Linked DNA regions of Homo sapiens: region 1 is linked to region 2. Evidence: chromatin loops called from intact Hi-C (ENCODE). Cell type or tissue: Caco-2. All regions are shown on one strand. Each heading gives the region's core, and the rest is flanking DNA. Links, peaks and the distances in the headings are about the cores only.

The links. Peaks named below come from ENCODE experiments on the same cell type or tissue, not always from the same donor. Only the 100,000 strongest peaks of a DNase experiment are listed, where the experiment ranks them.
Region 1: it touches region 2 in a loop (2.1-fold over the local background); 1 of 110 quality-filtered maps calls a loop at or near these places.

The regions. Positions count from the first base shown.
Region 1 is chr7:117,580,170-117,586,889 of GRCh38, forward strand. All of the region lies in intron 11 of CFTR (CF transmembrane conductance regulator), which reads left to right. Among named protein-coding and RNA genes, the nearest start is that of CFTR-AS1, 19 kb to the left of the region's middle. RefSeq lists a silencer at 504-2,651. In Caco-2, for the core only: no CTCF peak of the experiment used is centred there; a DNase peak (open chromatin) is centred at 2,392.
Region 2 is chr7:117,486,945-117,504,023 of GRCh38, forward strand. All of the region lies in intron 1 of CFTR (CF transmembrane conductance regulator), which reads left to right. Among named protein-coding and RNA genes, the nearest start is that of CFTR, 15 kb to the left of the region's middle. RefSeq lists enhancers at 2,511-3,266, 3,091-3,266 and cis regulatory regions at 3,175-3,206, 3,192-3,201. In Caco-2, for the core only: no CTCF peak of the experiment used is centred there; a DNase peak (open chromatin) is centred at 3,152.

The DNA.
Region 1 (6,720 bases), core at 511-4,510, 93 kb after region 2:
AATGTTTTTTAACATATGCAGCAAAAAAGGTTTTTAACATCTATTACATACAAATAAAAATGAATGTATAACACAGACTTCAATAAAAATAGGCATTTCACAGGAGAACAATTCAGATGGCCAGTATTTACAATTTCATAGGTATTAAGGAAAATACAAATTAAAATGGCAAATTAGCAAAAATTGAGGTGTGATTATATTAATATCTGTTGGTGGTGGTGATTATGGGGAAAAGGGTACTTTCAAAACTTGCTAATATAAATATAATTCTTTTGGTTGTTTTGTAAAGGAACCTGACAATATCTTTTAAAAATAAAGAAAACGCATACTTTTGACCTAGCCATCCCATTCATGAGGGTATGTCTTAGAAAAATAAGATCACAAAATCATAGAGATTTATGTGCAATGATATTATTGGTAGGTCATTTTTATGAGGAGGGGTGTGGATAGTAAATGCCAGGGTAAATCACATAGCATCTAATAAACGTATTTATGAACTACAAAAGCTTACACTTTCAGTCTAGTCTAGTCCAGACTGCAAATAAATGTGAGCAAGTGAATTCAAGCACAGAAGTGCTTGAAGGCAGGTTTCATAAATCTACTTTCTTACAGTATCCTGATATTGACTTATCGAGACAGTTACTGTGGGGTTGATTATTAAAATATTTATGTATCTAGGTATTTTTCATTCAGTAGTATGTTATTCAATTAGCAACAAGTGTGGGGATTTAAAGATATTCTTGTTTGTTTTTACTGCTGAAACATATTCTAGTGGAAATTTCGAATAAACGATTAGTCATCCTAAAAGCAAGATACATTTTCTCAGAAAAGACAAGGTAAAGAACTTGTATATCCTCCCTCAATTCGTTTATAAGGTAATAAGATGAATAAAAATATCATAGTACAATTTAGCATTGTAAAATAAAATTAATTGGTCATCTCTAGTGTGGTCGTGCTTGGAAGGTGAAAGAAGCCAAGATCTTGTCTGGGAATATCATGTCTACCTTGACCTCACCCTTAAGAATCCTAGCCTTTAGTTTAAAATCACATGGCTACATACATACCAACTTCAACAATAGTACATCTGGCAAGGTCATGCAAACCTGGGACTTGAGCTTCTGATTCTAAGTCCAGTGCTTTTTGTGTACATCATCTCTTGTACATACCTTATGATGATATGCTAATAAAAGCTACGTGATCAGGCCTTAAAAATCTGCTTTTTTTTTGTAATGGTAGAATGGGGCATATTATCACATCAGGTAAACACTCTATTCAAGGATAAATGGAAATGAATGTCATATATAGATCATTGATAAATATCTCATTACAAAATTATGAGAGTTACCAATGTTTGAGTGTATATTATGGGCCAGCCCTTTATATTAAATTACTTCAAATTTTTACAACTGTTAAAGGAAGATATTATTATACCCATTTTATAGATGGACAAGTTAGGGCCAGAAAAGACTTCCTCAAAGCTGTTAGTCCAGTAATGGAGACAGGGCTAGAAAACAGGTCATTTTGCTCTTTGACTAATGTTACTACTCATGTTTTGTATTTTGTTTAAAGTTTTATTTTATTTTGCTTTATTTATTTTTTGAGACAAGATCTTACTCTGTCACCCAGGCTGGAGTGCAATGGAGTGATCACGGTTCATTGCAGCCTTGACCTCCTGGGCTCAAGCGATCCTCCCACCTCTCAATCTCCAGAGTAGCTAGGACTACTACAGGTGTGTGCCACCATACCTGGCTAAATTTTGCATTTTTTGTGGGGACAGGGTTTCACTATGTTGCCCAGGCTGGTCTTGAACTCCTGGGCTCCAGCGATTCACCTGCCTTGACCTCCCAAAGTGCCAGTATCACAGGCTTGAGCCACCATGTCCAGCCAAGTTTTATTTTAGAATTAAAAAAAATTCCACTTGGATTGTTACATTTTATCTCATTGCTTTATATTTATAGAATTACTTTATAAATGCCACTTTCTTAATTTTCATAGTTAGCACTCTTTATGAAACATAAACTATTATTTGACCCAGGTTTTTGTTAGAGGAATTGAGTCAGAGAGCTGTTAAGTAACTGAGATTTCACAATAAGCCAGACAGACCAGGGTTCAAATTCTGGGTCTCACATTATCCAATTCAATATTCCAGCTTTGTTACTTATTGAGCAACCACTACAAGCACAGTTTACATGACATCTGATAGCTCTCAAAATGAATTTTACAAACATAATTCAGATTTCAACTCAGCAGTGACTCAGGAGAAAGGACACTTGGATGCATTTCTTTATGGCATTTTTCCCAGGGTACACGCAACCTGGAAGATCTCCCAAGTATGGGGGAAGGTTTCACCCTGAGGAATCCCATTCCCTCTAATCTGGGACAAGGGGGAGGAGAGTACTGTCTCTTATCAGCCATCTCCCCAGGGAGGCCTGGGCCCTCCTGGAATGCATACCATGGCTTACTGACTCAAAGTGTTGAAAAGACCAGGCATTGGGACACACAACACTACTCTTAAAATAAAAAAAGAATCAGAGTAGCTTGTGGTTATAATTGAAATGGACAGAGTAACATGGTACCAAGAAACTATTAGCAATTCCTTCCCTAAATCCCTCATTTTCTTAAAGCATTTTCTCCTTTTCCTCAACAAGCTTTAAGTTGGATTTGAAGAATGATAAGACTAAAAGGAGGGCTGTTTCTGGTCTTTGGAGGAATTTGATATTCCATTCGATCTGAGTGTGCAAAGCCTGAGTTCACATGAACTCTTCTGATCTCTTTCTCTAATATTTTTTCACCTTATTCATATGGGAAAGAAGGAGGGGAATACTTTAGTTCCATTCTCCCTCCTCCTATTTCCTTGACTTGTTTAAAATATAAATGTTATAGACACCTAAGATAGAAATTTGACTGAAACAGCCTCTTAATTATTGTCTTAAAAAATTGGTATAATGAAATTGCATTTGTAGTCTTTGGACATTTAAATCCAGAAGGGATATTTTCTTTTTCTTTTTTAAAAATTTAATTCAATAGTTTTTGGGCTACAGGTGGTTTTTGGTTACATGGATAAGTGCTTTAGTGGTGATTTCTGAGATTTTGATATACCCATCACCTGAGCAGTGTGCACTGTACCCAATATGTAGTCTTTTATCCCCCCCCCGCTCCACCCTTCCTTTATCGTCCCCAAAGCACATTATATAATTATTATGCCTTTGCAGCCTCATTGGTTAGCTCCCACTTGTAAGTGAGAACATGCGATATTTGGTTTTCCATTCCTGAGTTACTTCATTTAGAATAAATTGTCTCTAGCTCCATTCAAGTTGCTGCAAAGGCCATTATTTCATTCCGTTTTTTGGCTGAATAGTATTCCATAGTGTATATATGCCACATTTTCTTTATCCACTTGTTGATTGATAGGCATTTAGGTTGGACCCATATTTTCGCAATTATGAATTGTACTGCTGTAAACATGAGTGTGCTTTTTTTTTTTCCATATAATGACTTCTTTTCCTTTGGGTAGATACCCAGCAGTGGGACTGCTGGATCGAATGGTAGTTCTCCTTTTAGTTCTTTAAGGAATCTCCATACTGTTTTCCACAGTGGTTGTACTAGTTTACAACCCCACCAGCAGTGTAAAACTGTTCCATTTTCAGCACATCCATGCCAACATCTATTATTTTTTGACTTTTTAATTGTGGCTATTCTTGCAGGAGTAAGATGGTATCTCATTGTGGTTTTAATTTGCATTTCCCTGATAATCAGTGATGTTGAGCATTTTTTCCTGTGTTTGTTATTTGTTTGTATATCTTGAGAATTATCTATTCTGTCCTTTGCCCACTTTTTGATGGAATTATTTGTTTTTTTTTCTTGCTGATTTGTTTGAGTTCCTTGTAGATCCTGGATACTAGTCCTTTATCGGATGCATAGTTTATGAATATTCTTTCCCACTCTGTAGGTTGTCTGTTTACCATGCTAATTATTTATTTTGCTGTGCAAAAGCTTTTCAGTTTAATTATTTCCCATCTATTTATTTTTGTTTCTGTTTTATTTGCTTTTGGGATCTTAGTCATGAACTTTTTACCTAAACCAATGACTATAAGAGTTTTTCCAATGTTATCTTCTAGAATGCTTATGTTTTCTGGTCTTAGATTTAAGTCTTTGATTCATCTTGAGTTAATTTTTGTATAAGGTGAGCATTGAGGATCCAGTTTCATTCTTCTACGTGTGGCTTGCCAGTTTTCCCAGCACCATTTATTAGATAGGGTATCCTGTCCCCACTTTATGTTTTTGTATGCTTTGTCAAAGATCAGTTGACTTTAAGTATTTGGCTTTATTTCTGGGTTCTCTATTCTGTTCCATTGTCTACTTGCCTATTTGTGTACCAGTACCAGGCTGTTTTAGTAACTATAGCCTTGTAGTATAATTTGAAGTCGGGTAATATGATGCCTCCAGATTTGTTCTTTTTGCTTAGTATTCCTTTAGCTATGTGGGCTCTTTTTTAGTTCCCTATGAATTTTAGGATTTTTTTCTAGTTCTGTGAAGAATTATGATGATATTTTGATGGGAATTGTATTGAATTTGTAGATTGCTTTTGGCAGTATGGTCATTTTCATAGTATTGATTCTACCCATCCATGAGCATGGGATGTGTTTCCATTTGTTTGTGTCACCTGTGATTTCTTTGAGCAGCATTTTGTAGTTTTCCTTGTAGAGATCTTTAACCTCCTTGGTTAAGTATATTTTCATGTATTTTAGTTTTTTTTTTTTGTTTGTTTTGTTTTGTTTTGTTTTGTTTTTGCAGCTGTTGTAAAAGGGATTGAGTTCTTGATTTGATTCTCAGCTTGGTTGTTGTCAGCAGGGACATTTTCTAAAGTATAGACTGTAGTTCCTTATCTTCTATCTGTTTCTTACTGTCCCCTTCAGTATTCTTGTCCTTTTTTCCCGCTATTATCTTTTTGACCTTTTAATATATAGATATCTACTTCTACTTCTGACAATTTTTGCTTCTCCAATTTTCTTTCTTTTTCTCCTCTGCACACATTTATTTATTTTCTTCTATGTACTTCTTTATTTTTAACTTAATATTTGATTAACTTCCCTTCCCTGTCTCTTTTCCTTCTTTCCATAAATCTTCATTAATTGCCTGCACTGAGCTAGGATTCTATACTCTCTAAATCAATAATCTATTTTCTATAGTCAACTGTGTTATAATCGTACTGTCAAGATAACTACTTATTTTTAATACTTAAAAATATTTTGAAATTTTAACCAATTTAATTAATACAATGTTGAGTTCAAATTTGAAAAAAACAATGGAAAACTGTAATAATTCTAGCAACCTCCTGCTTTTTAATAATGTATTAGAAAATTTGCCTCTTTTTCAAAAGCCTACAGTGAATCTATTCATACAAGGCAAAAGCAAACCATTCTCTTCATTCTCTTTTTTTCTCCAAAAGATTTAAGTGTTTTTTGTTTGTTTGTTTTGTTTTGTTTTTTAGATATTGAGTCTTGCTCTGTCATCCAGGCTGCAGTGCAGTGGTGTGATCATAGCTCGCTATAGCCTCGAATTCCTGGGTTCAAGCAATCCTCCTCCCTCACCCTCCTGAGTAGCTGGGGCTACAGGTGCATGCTACCATGCCCAGCTAATTTAAAAGGAAAAAAATTGTGTAGAGATGGGTCTTGCTATGTTGCCCAGGCTGGTCTCAAACTTCCAATCTCAAGCATTTCTCCCACCCAGCATCCTGAAGTGCTGAGATTATAAGTGAGCCACTATGCCCAACCAGATTTAGTTTTTAAAAAGAGAATACGATTTGAAAAAGGAAAAATGTGAGGCAGGAGAGAAGAAATACACACACGAGCTGTTTTGTAATTGCTGTAAAACTGAAATCTTCAGCCTCACTAAAGGAGCACTTGCATGAACACCTCTAAATTACCTTATTACCTTCTAAATTAGGTGTGAAGTCTAACTTCTAAATTATGAGTGAAATCCACTGCAATTCTTGTTATTTGGATGGAATCCTAGGTATGTGGTCCAGTTCATGAGTTGAACAAAAGCATGCTCATTTAGGCCAGGTAGAAAGAAATAAAGACCTATGTTTTACATGTCTCATAACCACTGAAGGTCCTTCTCATAAGCAGTGCTTATGGGTATTAACGACCTCTCTATATTTTACTTCTCCAGTGCCTAAGTAGCCGAGTCCACTGAGTCCTGCTACATCTCCTCCAACATGTCAGCATTTTTTTCACAGGCCTTTTGTTACTCTAGATCAGAAATGTTGATAGCAACAGTTCCTTGAGGGCAGCAGCTAGCATGATGCCAGCCAACAGGAACCACCAAATGGTTCTTAATATAAATTACTACTTATTAATCTATTTACTTTGTGCATTTGGAGTTTTGCATGTAAAGTCCTATTTATGTCCATATGGTAGATAAATGGAACAAATGAATAACAGAAGTAACCATTTTGATACTTTAGATATAGATAATATTGGATTATTTCTGGATTGTGAAAGAAGAAGGAAGAAGCATATGGAAGAGAAGTTTTAGTAGAGGGGAGGAAGGAGGAGGTGGAAACGAATGTACAAGGATGGGAGGAGAAAAGGGAGAGAGACTTTTTTTTTTTTAAGGCGAGAGTTTACTACCTATCTAACTCTTCGCATTCTTGAAGTCTCAGACCAAATCCCATCGGTTTGAAAGCCTCTAGGGTATTCTATCTATTGTATACTT
Region 2 (17,079 bases), core at 958-4,957:
CAACTGGTTTGGTAATCAATTAGTAGTTGAAGGTGAAGGAAAGAGAAGAGTTAAGGATAACATCTATATTTGTTGATTTGGATAATAGAGGGGACAGTGGTGCTGCTTATTGAATGAGAAAATTTAATCGGAGAAGAAGGCATGGAGCAGGAGTGCAGACCTATGTGACTCTACTTCTCTCAAAACCAGAAACGGAAATGATGTATATGGCTCAGGGTTAGGTAATATGGTTATTTGAAAATGTATTAAAGTGATTTAGAGCTTAGTCTTAGGTAAGAGATATAAGATGTCTGAGGTGACAGTTTTATAAATATGTAGAGTGCCCACTTGTTTGGCCTTATTGTGGCATAGTGTGACCTGAGAGTGTTAGGAAGAAGCAGCTGAGTTCTAGGGACAGTACTGGTTAAATTCTACTTAGAAATTATACTTAGAACTCTCCTATATAACCTGCTAACTGATGTCTGAACCTCCTGATAACTTCACTCCTTTAGGCAGTGCTTTTCACATCACGGGACACAACATATGAGAGATCATAGAAATTCAATGTGGTATGAAAATCTGCTTGGGACTTCAGATATTGTCTCCAGTGATTGAATAAAAATAGGAGCTCACCTACTATGATGAGGTTTCTGTGTGTGTTAAAAGAAGGTTTTCATTACTTTTGAAAAGGTTATGTATCCTTGTTTTATGTTAAAACTTTGAGCTTTGTTAAATATGCAGAGTTCTCTTTCTTAGCATGGACTACAGAGGTGCAACTACCTCCTACCTGACTTCACATCTACTCCCAAATGCCTAGTGAAGGCTTAATAATTTCAAAAAGGGACTCTAGAATTTCATTTGATACCAGTCAGACAAATGTGTGAAAATTAAGCATAATAGGCAGAATCCCAGGGGTACTGACAGCTGTATTAAGAGGTGATTCAAGGGCTAAACCTTAGAGTCCAGCATTGGTTATGGGTGTGACAAGAAAATGAAGCCTATGTTGGCTGGGATTAGCAACCACAGTTCTAGAGGAAGCAAGGTGGAGAAACTATATAGGGGGCTCCCTTTGTACGTTTTATTTATTTTAAACATCTCTATAAACTCTAGAAATTAAAACAACAATACCAACACAAAAGCATCACTTTTTCGACCAAAGACCATTGCTATACTTTTTTGTGTAAAGGGCTAGATAGTAAATATTTTCAGCTTTGTGGGCCACATAAGTCTCTGCAATAGACAATATGCAAACAAATAAGCATGGCTGTGTTTCAATTAAACTTTATTATGAACATTAAAATTTGAATTTCATATAACTTTTACATGTTGCAAAATATTCTTTATTTAAATTCTATTGCAATATGCTTTAAAAGATACAGTTTTTAGTCTTTCTTAGTTTAAAATAAAATCTAGAAAAAATTTTAAGTCTTCTATAACTTTTTTTCGGTAACTGAATAATTTTAAAAGTAAGTGAAACATTTAGACATGCAAAATGGACTTTTCAGAAGAAGAAAATGGTAGCTTAACAGTTATTAGATTATTGTCCAGAATAATTTTTGACTTATAAGTCTCTGTTGACCATTTCATTGCCTCTTTTTTTGGAATATGCATCTTTTAATGTGTCCTTCAAGGCAAAGGCTCTATCTTATCTATCTTGTGTCTTGCATTTTCCCAGGGCAATGTTTTTCACAATTTTTTTAAAAAACAATACTGTAATCAATTTTCAAATAAAATTTTCCATGGGACCGCAGTGTATACAAATAGCAGTGACAATAAAAGATAATAACTCTCCCATAAATACAAAGAAACAGTTAACCTAGTGCTCTAAAGTAAAGGCTACAGTGATTTTGTATAACATTTATATGTAATTTTCTTGATCCTACATGGTTGTGTTTTTCACAGTGTTATGTTTCTGAAATCGAGATGCCTTTTATAATTGATGTCAAAAGAAACTTGTCAGCCACAAGGCCCAGGAATAAGTTGTAATATGGGAACTTAGCAATACATAAAGGTATATATACTCCTGTGACCTCAGCTGAATTATTTGCATTGGTTGCATCCCACAAGGTTGACTCTTAAATAAATTTAGTTTGTTGCTTGAAATTTCTTGGGATAAATTACTTTGTGATGTAGTTTTGAAAAAAAAACAGGTAATATTTAGTCTGAAGTTTGTCTGACATACTAAGCAATGTAATTAAAGTAGAAGTCGCCTAAGCTCAGCACTTTATTATGCCTTGAAATTATACTGCCTGTCCTACAGGTGAAGGTGTTATGAATGCAGTTTGTCACTGTAACTCTATTCATAGCTCTGAAAGGCTGAGAGTGACTCAGAAGAATATTTTTGCTCTGAATATGAAGAACGCTTAGACTAAAACTTTAATTACGATGCTGAAGAAGAAAGTGGTAGGTGATTGCATGAATAAGTATGTAATATTGTTAATTTCTAAAAACTGTGTATAGTTAATGTAGTGCTTCTTTTTGGAAAGGCTATTGTTAAATTGATGGTAAATTCTATAACCAATATCACCTTAAAGCAAGTACGCATGATAAAGTATTATAAAACCATGATAATATCATATGTGGCTTATTATTGTTCCCTGAGTGTTGTACAACTCTGTTATGCTGTGATGAAACCTCATGCAAACAGGTATGTCAAAGATATGATGGGCTGTTAACTGAGCTTGGCCCACATATGGTGTAGTGACATGCTCACTAATGCAGTGCAGAGATAACCAATAACAGATCATAACAGGTTTAAATATGTGCAAGGAGATGTCAGCAGAAGCTTTCCTACATAGTGAATACTAAACAAGCCTGACAGCCCAGGATCATGTTCGGATCAATCTAGTGTGCTAAAATTAACATATAGTCCTACATTTGAGAATGTGTGATTTTCTTGGTTCCTGTCTATAAAATAATATTTTAAAATACATACATTTCAAATCAGAAGTTGGTGAATTCACTGAAATATTTCTAGAGAACACTAGGTATTGGGGCTCATAGTGTGAAAACCACTGACTTAATTCTTCCCCCATCTTGGTTGTTCCTGATCTTCCCTTGTGTCCCCATTCCAGCCATTTGTATCCTTAGAAAATGATCTCATATTCTACTTCATCTTTATCTTCATTGTCAACTGTCAGGTAGCAATATATGATGGAAGAAGCATGTACTTTGGAATCAGACAGACCTGGCTGGAATCCTAACTCTGTCACTTATTAACAATGTGATCTTAGGCAATTTACTTAATCTCTCTGAACCTCAGCTACTCTCGTCAGTACAATGAGTTATCCTTATCTTTACATGGCACAGTATTATTATGATATCAAAAATTCATTGAGTATTTACTCTGCATATTAGTCAAGGTTCTCCAGAGAAGTAGAACCAATGATACACACACACACACACACACACACACACACACACACACACACAATTTATTATAAGGAATTGACTTACATGATTATGATGGCTAACAAGTCCAAAATCTGCAGTATGGGTCAGCTGGCAGGAAACCCAGGAGAGTCAATGTTCCAGTTTGAGTCTGAAGGCAGTCTGTTGGGGAATTTCGTCCTTCTCTGGGAGGCCAGCCTTTTTGTTCTATACAGGCCTTCAACCGATTGGATGAAGTTCACCTTTATTAGTGAGGGCAATCTGCTTTAACCAAAGTTTACTGATTTAAATGTTAATCTCATCCAAAAACACCCACCCAGTTGACACATAAAATTAACCATCACTCTCTGTAAGCACTTTCTATGCATTAAGTGATAGCAAATAATGCCAGACATAGGGCGTCTTTAATAAATGGTAAGCACTGTTATCAGCAACAACAGGATTATTATAATTAGCACCTTTTCATCTTTCTGTCTGGGCTCTGAGAAAGTACCTCTCTTCTCTAAATTTATCCCTCCTTTCCTATGAATTAGACCCAGTGCTTTCTCTGAATTATGAAGGTCACACTCCTACAAATGCCCCTTCCCAATTGCACATCTGTCGGCTTTCTTTGCCATTGACTTTTATCTCTAGCTTTTAAATTTACAGGCATATGTCAGTTAACAATGGGAATGCGTTCTGGGTAATATGTCCTTAGGCAATTTTATCGTTGTGAGAATACTATAGAGTATACCTACACAAGCCTAGATGTCGTATAGCCTACTACACACCTAGGCAATATGACATAGTCTTTTGCTTCTAGGCTACAAACCTGTACGGCTTGTTACTATACTGAATACTGCAGGCAGTTGTGACACAGTGGTATTTGCATATCGGAACATGTCTAAACACAGAAAAGGTGCACTAAAAATACTATGTAGTGATCTCATGGGACCACCATTGTATATGCAGTCTGCTGTAGACTGAAATGTCATGCAGTGCATAACTGTATCTTAAATACTCAAAGTATCACCTTTGTTTGTTTGTCCCCTTGTGTGCATCATCCTAACGTGGAATTTCTCTGTTGATTAGGGCCAGCGTATTAGTTTGCTAGGGCTACCATAACAAAATACCACAAATTTGGTGGCTTAAATAACAGGAATTTATTATCTTATGGTTTTGAAGACTAGAAGTACAAGATCAAGGTGTTGGCAGGTTTTTCTTCTAAGGGCCATGAGGAAGAGTCTATTCCATGCCTTTCCCCTACCTTCTGGTGGTTTGCTAGAAATCCTTGGCATTCCTTGACTTACAGAGGCATCACCCTGATCTCTGTTTTCATCTTCACATGGCATTCTCCCTGTGAGCCTGTCTCTGTGTCCAAACTTCTTTACTATTAATATAAGGACACCAGTCATATTGGATTAGGGTCTACTTTAGTGACCTCATTGGAATGTTATTACCTCTGTAAAGATCCTATCTCTAAATAAGGTCACATCCTTAGGTACCGGGGGTTAGGACTCAAACATACCTTTTTTTGGGGAAACACAATTCAACCTATAACAATTGATAACACTCTTTAGGAGCAGAATGCGATATGGAAGTAATTTGAGACCATAAAGTATATACATGTAGGGAGTTAATCTATGAAACCTATTGAAAGCCATATATACCTCATGTATAGTGGTCCATAAATAGCATGGAGACATTGCAGAGGATGTTAAGTGATATGATACAGGAACAATCCAAGAAGGTCATAAGAAAAAGGACCTTTTGCTCTTGAGAGGACTGAAGAATGACTTTCCATTTATGAAATTTTGGTACATGTCCACTAAAAATAGGATGAAGGCCAAACTTAGGAAGAATATTTTGATAATGGAGAAGGTTGCATATAAAAACATTTTATTGAGGACAATTAAATAATGTTGGCTGGAAGTTTTAGGATGATCATCTTTAGGACTCAGAAAAAGAGAAGAAACATTATTAAAGAATTGTCCCTGAACAAGTATAGGCACCCTCACATTTGCATTGCATTTACTATAGAATTGAAAAATGTTTTGACCTTTTTTTTTTGGCTTTTAATATATTTGACCAAGAGTAACAGCTAAGCAATACCTATTTGCAATCAGTGTCATCATGTGGGCTCCAAACATATCATGTTTGTGTAATTAATTGATTGACCCATTAATTTGTTCAATTTCTGCTCTGTTCCAGGCACTGAACAACATGATGGAGATAAAAGATAAATATTACACCTGCCTTGTCCTCAAGAAGTTAGTCTTCTGAGGGAAAGAAATTAGCAAACAAATTGTAATCTCAGTTATGTGCCATGTTCCATGCTGGGCACAGGGGATACAGTAGTTTAAAAAAAACACAAGATCTATAAGGTGTTTCTTCTTGTGGACCTTACAGTCTAGGGTGCTTGGAAACATGGGGCGTTGGCAGACAAGTAAATACACATTTTGTGGTAAAGGCTCAGGTAGAAGAAGTACAGGATAGAATAGAGCACACCATGGGGAATTAATCTAGACTTCAGAGAGGCTCACACATACATAATTTATGTGTGACTATTTCAATGCATTTGAGGTTTCTTGGAAATAGAGGTTAGGTTTTATTTTAAGGAAGTTACCATTTTTTTTTTCAGTGTGATGTGGTTGAACCAAAGAATGCCATGCCCAGTGATGGTAATAGGATAATCTTTTTAAAAATTAAGAGCCACCTAATAAATCAATAGTTTCATTCAGCGGGAGCTCCTGCAGAGTTCAAAAAGAAGAGAATCTGGCACAGCGTTTCCTTTAAAGTTCATTTTCCTAGAGTGTGAATGGAAGCAAGAGATTATAACATTTTGAGGTCAAAAAAATTCTGAAATGCCTATAAAAATTATTTTCTCCAAATTATCATCATTTGTGCTTTTAATGACCTGATTGCAAAGATGAACATTTTGAATTCTTAAATTGCTTATTAGGATTGGTTAATGAATCAATTATCTATTACTGTATGTTTTGCTATTGGAAAAAATAGCAACTTAAGTGTTTTGCAGACCTTTACTTAGGTATATGTTGCTTTTATGAAAAAAAAGATGTAAATATTAAGTAAAAGGGATTTAAAGCAAGGCTTTTGAGGTAGAGTCTTATTAATTCCTTGGTAAACCTTGAGCCAATTGTTGTCTATGTTCTCTGCCTCTGTCTTGCTCCTTCCTTCTGGGATTCACTGTGGGAATGCGGGATTGTTAATCTGGGGATGCTGTCCAATCCTGCCTCTCTCAAGCTTTGCTATTGATCTCCCTCCCAGTGATAATAAAGCTTGAAGAAAATGAAAGTAGCGTTAGTATTGGTCCTCAAACTCAAGAACAGGATGAAACTTAAATCTTGAGTCATACAATTGTGTCTACATACTGCTCCCCAAAAAGAGAAGTAAAGAAGATGCTAACTTTCCCTTTTAATTTGCAGTACTTAGCAATTTGTTTTCTTGAGGGTTAAGTAATAACAGTGGAAGAAAAAAGGGTTAAAATGCCACCAAGAACCCAATTCCATGTTTAGTTTGAAAGTGGGAAATCAGCTGCCACTGGGAAGTCTGAATCCAATGCCATGATGTTCTTTGAATCCTTCTGAGAAATAATCATGTGTAGCCATAACATACCTGTATAACAGAGCAGAGAACATAAACAAATGAAGGTGAAGGGAAGATTAAGACAGAAGAGAAAAATTCCAGAATCGACTGATCATTTTTATCTGTTTAGATGATTTCAGGCAGAATCCTAGAGACCAACTTTATCACAACTGAATTTTAAAAATCACCAGCTTTGTCATTGTGATGCAGCATCAGTTTCAGTATTATCCTTGGAGTATTAATTCTTAATCATCTTCATCTTAGAACATTTTTGAGGTCACTTCTAGTCTCTATTTCACCAGTGAAGAAACAAAAATCCCCAAACTATATCAGGTGGAATTACACAGTATTTTTTTTTTAATTTTGGGGAAAGTCGATTCAAGGCAGTAACTTGCAAGCTAGTGTTAGAAAGGATTTAATAAATAGTGGTTTTTCTGTACACATAGTGAGAGGTCATTACATCATTTGGTTGTTGAAAGTCATAAGGATGTCTAGCATGCGCTTTGCCTGTAGTGGTTCATGCCAGGCAGATTCCTGACTCCTATAACCCAGAGCTTATCAGAGCATTTATGTCCCCAAAGAGAAATGTCACCTCCATCTTTCAATAAACACTTTAGCAAAGAAAAATCAAGTACTTTAATTCCAAATCTTGAGTTAATTCCAGAATAACAATGATGGCTCGGAAAAATATGGGTATTTCTGTCAAAGGACAGAGAAACCTAGTAGAGAGTATTTACTTTGGGTCCTAGTGATGGTATCTGAACAAGCTAGGTGAACAAAGAGCCTCAATAAGGGATTTTGAGGTCTAGAAAAAGAGAGGAAATACCAAATAAATGGAATAATTATAAAATAAATACCAGCAAAGTTAAATCAATATATCATGTGGGAGATATCCTTATATCACTCATGTGATTTCTATTTTGTTCCTATATTAGGCCAAGGAGAGGTGGAACTTGTTTTCCTTTTTCCCTCTCAGCTACGAATGGACATACTTAAAACTGTTTCTCTGCTTCTGTTCTCTAAAATGTGATTGTCTAACAGTAACCGTGATGACGTTTTGACAGTTGCACAAGTTTCTTTCTTTAAGCTTTAAAAATGCCAGCCAGTAACCCAGTGGCATTTCTACTATAAAATCTTAAGGCCAATCCATTTCCCCTTTTCCTTATTTTCTTGGTTTCAAATATATTTTTATTGCCAATGGAAATAAAAATCCTAAATTAGAGAGCAATGGCATCCCTTGTCTTGTGAATAAAGAGCTCCTAAATGTGAACTTATACAGGATGCAGCAATTTATAGGGTAGTTAATCATTCTTCTTTCTAGCCAGTTGTTCCAGCTACAGTTTTGTGGCTCTTGTTAGTGGCTTCATTCCCAGATAGAATAAAAATCAAACCAAAATCCTGGAAAGGCACTCTGAGGATGCTTCTCTAAAGTAGATGGGCATCAACTATAAATCACAATGCTTTGTTTCCTCTGTTATGTTTCAAGATGGGTGGGATTTTTTTTGTAGCATTACTTATTATTGCCTCTCAAGTGCTTGAGTCTTTGAAATCCAAGTCATGTGAGTGAATTAGATACAGCTGTTAGAAGTGGCCTTTCAATGCCAATGGTACACATTCCTTGGTTTCTTTACGATACTATTGCTCTTACAACTTTTATCTGAAGTCATAAATTCATAGTTGTCCCAGAAGTTAAGTTCCTTGCTTCTAGAGGACAGAAAACAAACAATTTACACAACTCATGGTGCATGTCACCAGTCCTTAGATCTCATGAAATATGCATGAAATCTTAAATCACTTGCTGTAGCCACCCAGCCATTGACATATTTGAAAGACTTTAGTGTATCAAAGTCACTATAATGAAAATTTTGATTTCACCAGTTCTAGGAGTGAAAAATCAAATGTTTAGTAAAACTTTCTAAAATTAACACTGACAGTTGATTTCTGTATACTGTTGTTCTTAATAATAGCTTTATTGAGATATAATTCATATTCAAAACAACTTACCCATTTAAAGCATACAATCCAATGATTTTTTAGTATCTTCAAAGAGTTGCCTATCACCATAACCAATTTTAGAACACTTTCATCACTGTAAAAAGAAACTCCATTCCTATTAGCAGTCATTCCTTATTCCAAATCCCCCTGCTCGCCCTAGACAACTACAAATGTACTTTCCATCTCTATAGATTTGCCTGTTCTGGAAATTTTATGTAAATAGAACAAAGTGTTCTTTTGTGACTGGCTTATTTCACTTAGCATTTTTTTTCAAAGATTCATCCCTGTTGTAGCGTGTATCAGTGCATCATTCTTTTTTATTTTTTTAGAGACAGGGCCTTGCTCTGTTGCCCAGGTTGGAATGTGCAGTGGCATGATCATGGGTCACTATAGCTTTGAAGTCATAGGCGAAAGCGGTCCTCCCACCTCAGTCTCCCGAGTAGCTGAGACTACAGGCTTGCACCACATGACTGTCTAATTTATAATTTTCTTTAGAGACAGGGTCTTGTTATGTTGTCTAGGCTGCTCTCAAACTCCAGGGCTCAAGTGGTCCTCCTCCCACAGCATCCTAAAGTGCTGGGATTATAGGTGTGAGCCACAGCACCTGGCTTGCATCATTCTTTTTATTGTTGAATAATATCCCACTTGTAAGAATATGTATTTTATTTATCCTTTCCCCAGTTAATAGATATTTCGATTGTTCCTAATTCTTGTCTATTATAAATAATGGTGCTATGAACATTTGTGTACAAGTTTTTGTGCAGACATCCATTTTCCTTTCTTTTGGGCATATACCTACGAGTGTAATGGATGGGCCATATAGTAACTTTATGTTTAATATTTTGAGGATTTTTCAAACTGTTTTCCAAAGTGGCTGCATCATTTTAAATTCCTTCCACCATTGTGTGAGTGTTTCAATTTCTCCACATATTTGCAACACTTACTATTATCTACTCTTAAAAATTACAGCCATCCTACTGGGCATGAAGTGGTATTTCATTGTGAGTTTTTTTTTTCTTTTTCTTTTTTTCTTTTTTTGCTAATGTTTGTGGATTTTCTTTTCATTTTCTTGATGGTGTCCTTTGAAGCACAAAAGTATTTAATTTTGATAATTTCCAATTTATTTTTTGTTATTGCTGTTTGTGCTTCTGGTGTTGTATCTAAGTGTATGCTACTTTAAAAAATTAGTTGTAATATGGCAAATTGGATACATGTGTAGGCTTTGGTGTCACAATCCTAATTTTAAAATTCTGACTCTGCCCTTGACAAATTAACTAATTAAGCTTCCTTAGCCTCAGTTTCTCAACTGTAAGTTGGAGATATTACCAAGACCTACCTCTTGAATTGTTGTGGGGATCAGATGAAATAATGTATGTGAAATATTTAGAATTATGCAAGTCTGTGGTAATGAATACTAATGTTAGCTATCATTATTGTTATAATCCCAATAATAAATTCTGGTGCTTTGAAAATTAAACCAAAGCCAAGCAGTTGATATGAAGAAGCATGTAATAATGTACAGACATAATGCTTTATAGACAACATTGAATTTGGCTCTCATGAACATCAGGAATAGTGGTCATGGTAGTTATTATCTCCAGCAGGAACTGTAGCTGAGAGATCTTCAGAGCTTTTTCCAAGGCGATATCACTGGGAAATAATAGAGACAAGGTTACAAGCTAGGGCTGTGTTTTCTTCTTAAAATCTTTAGTTCAGTTTTTTTCAATAACAGATTTGTAGTAGGCATCAGGTGACTGGGGATTCGTATTCTTCAAGTTGAAATATTACCTTGTTGAGAAAGAAACCATGTGTGAGACAACCATGTTGAGAAAGAAAAAGTGATTTTATAGAAAATTAATATTGATAGTGAGCATTATATGAAAATCATGAAGTTAGAACATATTTGGCCAGAAAATTTACATTAATAGTTACCCATAGCAATTAATGCATTATAATTACACATACCTTTTCTTTAATGAAAAAGAATTCTTTCCTTCCAAAGTTATGCATGCTATTGTTAAACATTAGAGAATATAGAGAAGCAAAAAAGAAAATATCTTTTTTGATATTTTCTTAACATACGTCTGTTCCTAATAATGTTTATAGTTTAGAAGCATTGCATGAAATGGGTAGATCAATTTTCTATTTAATGTTTGGATTCATTAGGTACGAAGTTAGCAAATTAATTTCCATTAGGGTGCCTGTATGGTTGTAAATCCTGGACCTGCAGAAGATTTTTCAGTATTGGTTTGTAGTCTTTTGTTTAGCAGCAAATAATTAGTTCTCCAGAGCTTCTGAAATTAATTGACCACTTTAATGGTGTTTACCTACCTAGAGAAAGAAAAAGAACTTCTCCAAGTCCCTTGGTAAAATTAAGCCTCATGAACAATTAACTCAAATATACACAAGGCTTGTCTTTAGCGAGCATATACTCCCTAAAGTTGATTAAGCTGACCAAGTGATTACTGCTTATAAATTCACCATTTTATGGAGAAGAAGCAAACACTGCTAAATACCTTGTGGAATCAGAGGAGGGGAAATTAGTAACTTGACCCCAATACTGCGATTTTAAATTGAATTCTTGAAGCCTACAAGTTTTACACAGGACTTTAGAGAGCTGGATAGTATCACTTTGTCAAGTCCTACTTTTACTATGATTCTTTGAGAAAAATACATCTGACTAAATAACTCTGAATCTAAATTGGATAAAATAAATGTGACATTCAAAATGTTATTTATGATTTTAGAAAAATATCCTTATAGACACTAGATGAGTTTTAGTCTCAAATCAATCCTCCCTATCATAGTCACTTATCAAAATAACTAAAGCAAAGTGGTAGAGCTGTGCTCTAGAAGTTTGGGATTTATGATCACAATCTTTTCCAATGAGTCCCCTCTTTCCTCTGCCTGTCTTCAACATTTGTTTTTTTTTTTTTTTGGTTAGGACTATCCAGATTGTGTGGCCTATTTCAAACTCATGGCAAATACATTGGATGATCAGAAATTTTCTAATGTATTTGAATTTGTCTACACAAACTAGAGTAATTGCTATTAATTCCTCAAGTGTTAATTATTTCATGCAAAAAGGAAAAAGGCTATTAGTCTTTAAGTGTATTAGTATGTCAATATTTGGGAGAAGTGTCATGCAATTAGTGGTTTGAATTTCCTATTTTATTTTATTGCATTTTATTTTATTTGCCTAGTCAAATAAAAAGTAATGTTAAATACATGGAAGCATGATTGTTTTCTACACTAAAAATCATTTTGACTTGAAAAGATCTGATATCCATGACCTTCATCTGAAGTTTTGGCAGATGAAAATGTCAGATGCGTCTTTTGGATTAATAAAAGGCAAAAGTCAGATCGAAAAATGAGTATAAGCTTTAATTATATGACTTTAGGAGGATATGTTATGAAAATCAAAGCTTTAATAGTGATTATAATTGGCAAGTTCTTTTTTTATAAGGAATTACAAGTCACTCTATACAAAAATTGGAATTTTTGTCCTAAGAAATGAAATTTACTATAGTTTCATCTGTGTGTGTGTGTGTGTGTGTGTGTGTGTGTGTTTAAAAAATCAAGTGATAGGGCTTTTCCTCAATAAAATCTGAAATCTCTTATAGTTAAGTGAACAGAACAGTGTATCTAGGATGCTAGACTTTTTTTTCAAAGTTAGTTTAAAACTTATACATAGTAAAATCTGTATGCCTTAGGGATCTCTGTTTGCTATCCCATAGTGAATGATTAATTAGTTTCTGTTAGAAATAGTCAGAACTAGGCTGGGTGTGGTGGTGGCTCATGCCTGTAATTCCAGGACTTTGGGAGGCCAAGGCAGGAGGATCTCTTAAGCCCAGGAATTTGCAACCAGCTTGGGCAGGCTGGTGAGATCCTATCTCTACAAAAACAAACAAACAAACAAAGGACAATAAGAAAGAAAGAAATAGCCAGAGCTTTGAACAAAATTTCTAAGTAGACCAATGTAAAAGTCTGTCGTCAATATGTAGTGGCTATGAATGGAGGTTATGAATGAAAGAGAAGGATAAGATGAACTAGAGGTGAGAGGGGAAGACAGCAGGCCCAAGTGAAAGGCAGAGCCGAGTTTATTGCTTTTTGGTTATTCCAGGTGTGTCTGCTTTGTCTCATGAAACACCTGGATGATCACTGATTTCTAGTGGAAGAAATGCTGAAAAGTCCTTACTGTGCATTTAAACATTCTAGGTTTAATATACTCAGGGTTTTTCAAAAGAAAGGGTGGCTGGAGTTTTGCACTAACTAATATTTCATAAAGTGTCTAAGTATAGATGTCTGGTTTTTTTTTGTATTTCTAAGACTGGCTTGAGGTAGGCATGGAGAATTCTTTGATGGGACATAATTTTCTTCCTTTCTTTTTTTTTTTTTTTTTTTTTTTTTGAGACGGAGTTTTGCTCTTGTTGCCCAGGCTGGAGTGCAATGGCACAATCTCGGCTCACTGCAACCTCCGCCTCCCAGGTTCAAGCAATTCTCCCACCTCAGCCTCCCGCGTAGCTGGGATTACAGGCATGTGCCCCCATGCCTGGCTAATTTTTTTTGTATTTTTAGTAGAGATGGGGTTTCTCCATGTTGGTCAGGCTGGTCTCGAACTCCTTACCTCAGGTGATCCACCCACCTCGGCCTCCCAAAGTGCTGGGATTACAGGCGTGAGCCACCGCGCCTGGCCTGATGGGACATATTTTTCATTCAATTTTATTGATTTAACCTCACAAAATAAAATATTTCCTTAAGATGACTCTGTGGTCATTGTTGGGCAGCATAAGCTTAATGGATTTTAGTTATCATAATTTACCTTAAACCCAATTTGTATTTCAGGATATAAATAGAGGTTTATTGTAGTGAATCTTCCAGGAAATACTAAGTGATACTAATAATTATAGATGGTGAACTTAAGTCTTTATATTACTGAATTTGTTTGGTTTGATGATGCTAGGCTATGGCATTCTTGCTAATCAAAACGATGTGTCATGGTGTAACATAACTTATTAAAATGGGCACAGATAACACAGGAAGCTTTTTATAAAAGCAGCTCACAAATTGTGTTACTTTGAACTGAACTGGCCATTTATGGGAAAGGTCACTGGGTTGTAAATAAGGACCAAAAGAGTTACGTTTATATTTTTTAAAAGAGATTGAGGAGATTTATTTTTACATTTCTTGAAAATGCCTTATTTTGGTATGGTATTGACAGATAGTGAAATTCTGCTCATTTGTAAATATAGTGTCATATTTTAATAATTTCAAACATATTGAAAATGCAGAATTTATTAATAGTGGGAGCACATTTTCCTTTTTACTAAATGTTCTACAGGTTCTTTTCTTTCCATCCACACACAGTGCCATTACCCTCATTCTAAGCCTTTCAAACATCTGGCAGTAAGTGATCTGCTGCACTTAGCTCTTTCCAGCTGAGCTGATTTTTAAATTTTCAGAAAATTTGTGAGCTAATTGTTAAACATGGCCATTATTAAAAATTAAATTATTTCAACTTATAATTAAATAAATTATATTAAAACAAAAGTATTAAAAACTCAAAAGTTGGCTGGGCGCACTGGCTCACGTCTGTAATCCCAGCACTTTGGGAGACCGAGGCAGGTGGATTGCCTGAAGTCAGGGGTTCGAGACCAACCTGACCAACATGGAGAAACCCTGTCTCTACTAAAAATATAAAAAAATAGCCGGGCATGGTGGTGCATGCCTGTAATCCCAGCTACTCAGGAGGCTGAGGCAGGAGAATTGCTTGAACCCAGGAGGTGGAGGTTGTGGTGAGCTGAGATTGCGCCATTGCGCTCCAGCCTGGGCAACAAGAGTGAAACTCTGTCTCAAAAAAAAAAAAAAAAAAAAAAAAGAAACAAAAAAAAAAAAAAAACAAAAAGCAAACAAACAAAAAAACAAAAATTATCACTTCCTAATTATTTTGCATTTTACTATTATCTATGCTATTAACGTTATTTGCCTTCATTGTATTTGAAAGGTGGACTATATTCTATTGCACTTTCATTGTACTATATTCTAATATGCAACTGTGTATCCCTTCCCAACTCTGTGTTCAATGACTTTATATTTGGTTGCTTTAAAATGATGACGATGAGAGTATTTATATCATAGAAATTGGCAAATGCCGTAAGTCAGTTTTTGTTTTTGTTTTTGTTTTCCGGAGAGGGGATTGTTAAATATTTGCCTGCATGCAACACCACTACATGCAGTCTGCTATCTTTTGTTCTTCCTGCTTTCAGGCTCCTCTCCCAGCTGTCTGTCTAGCACAACCCAGCATACCAAATTTTCTTAAATAGGGAAAGTTGAACATGGTAAAAGAATGAATGAAGTCAAAAGAATGTGGAAAGACCTAGGCTTTGCCATTTAGTAAAGTTTAGCATCTCTAAGCCTCCATCTCTTTATCAATAAAATTGAGCAATGATCCCTTTTAGTTCTACCCATTTAAGAAGATTTTCAAATGAAAACCACAACCTGCTCATGTTTATGAAGGCACTTTGGAAAGCGCTAAATACACGGGTTTTTATTAGTAGTAAACACTTACTTCACCTTTTTCACTTCTTGACTTTAGTTTACAAGGGCTCATAATCTAAATTATATCATAAATTGCTGTCCCAGATTTTTTTACAGCCTAATTGCCACCTGTATGTTCGACTTTCCTTCTGTTCTTTATGTTAGATACTGGGATAGTATGCACCAGGTGGGTGTGCCATCACTTTCTCAGATGATGTCCACTGAAGACCTTGCATGATCATGGCATTCATTTTCCTGCTGTATTCAGACTGGCCTCAACTATTTTCTTTATTGCTCTCCAGGAAAAATTACAAATGAATCAGACTGGGCAATGAAGGGTAAACCTAATTATCGCTCTTTGTTAAAGACAGCTCTTGTTAAAATGCGGATATTGCAAATTAATGGAAAAAATATGACATAGTAAACCATACTCACTTATTAATATCTTAGTAAGGAATAATTGATGAAGTTACTTAACCTTAGAGCCCTAATTCAGTTAAGTTTTAATGAAGGACAAGTTGTAGAGATATCGAGAACCCAGGGCAGGTGCCTACTGAAGAAGTTCCAGACCAAGGAAGTATAAAGAAGGACCTGGGTGGGAGCAGTGAGATTGGATATGAGGGCCACTGGCAAAGTTTTGCCCCAGAACAGTGTCAAAATGTTTGCATTTGGCATAGCCCTTTCTCTTTTTGTTCTGAATGGCTTTGCTAGAATATCTTTTCTATAATGAATTTATCCTGCTTCTCAGATATTGCTAAAGCACTCCCTTTTGAATTTTGGTGCTTTAACATGCATTTTGATACATTACCAAATAAGGTCTGAATGACACAAATTTTAGAACTCTCCAGAGAAAAGAAAGATGCTGAGGGAAAAAGCATAGGTTTGGGACTCACTAAATCCCAGTTCAATTCCTTTCTTTAATAAATATATTCAATTTTACCTGAGAAAGCTCTCGTGCTCTCGAATTTTATTTAGAAATTTCTCTTTGTACATGATTGATTTCACAATCCTTCTTCTGCCTCCTCTTCTACTTTCTTCTTTCTAGATTTTCCTATCTTTATGAAGATTATTCTGCCTTATCCTCAACAGTTAGAAACAATATTTTTGAAAATCACTACGGTATCCTGCATAGTGATTTCCCATGCCAACTTTACTAATTTCCATTATAAATTATTATTTATTGATGCCTAGAGGGCAGATGAGTGTAGCTGCTATGGAGTGAGGAGACAAAACATAAGAAAGTTATGATCCTACCCTCAGGTAATGATTCAGACATGATAATTAAGTCAACAAATTGATAGAAACTAATCACTAACTCTCTGGCTATAGTCATTCTTTCAATGAATAGCTCATTACTGAGTATGCATGCTACAGTAACAAAATTATATAAGGCTGTTGATTAAATGTTGATTAAGTGCATGTCTTATTCAGAGTTTTTTTATATTTGAAATGGAAGAGGCTGGACTTCAGTAATTTGCTATAAACTGCTAGTATATGATTATTTGGGGGCAGTTATTTTTTAAAGAATAATTTAAATATGGAATGTTTAGCAGTTTGTTTTTTCCCTGGGAAAAACCATACTATTATTCCCTC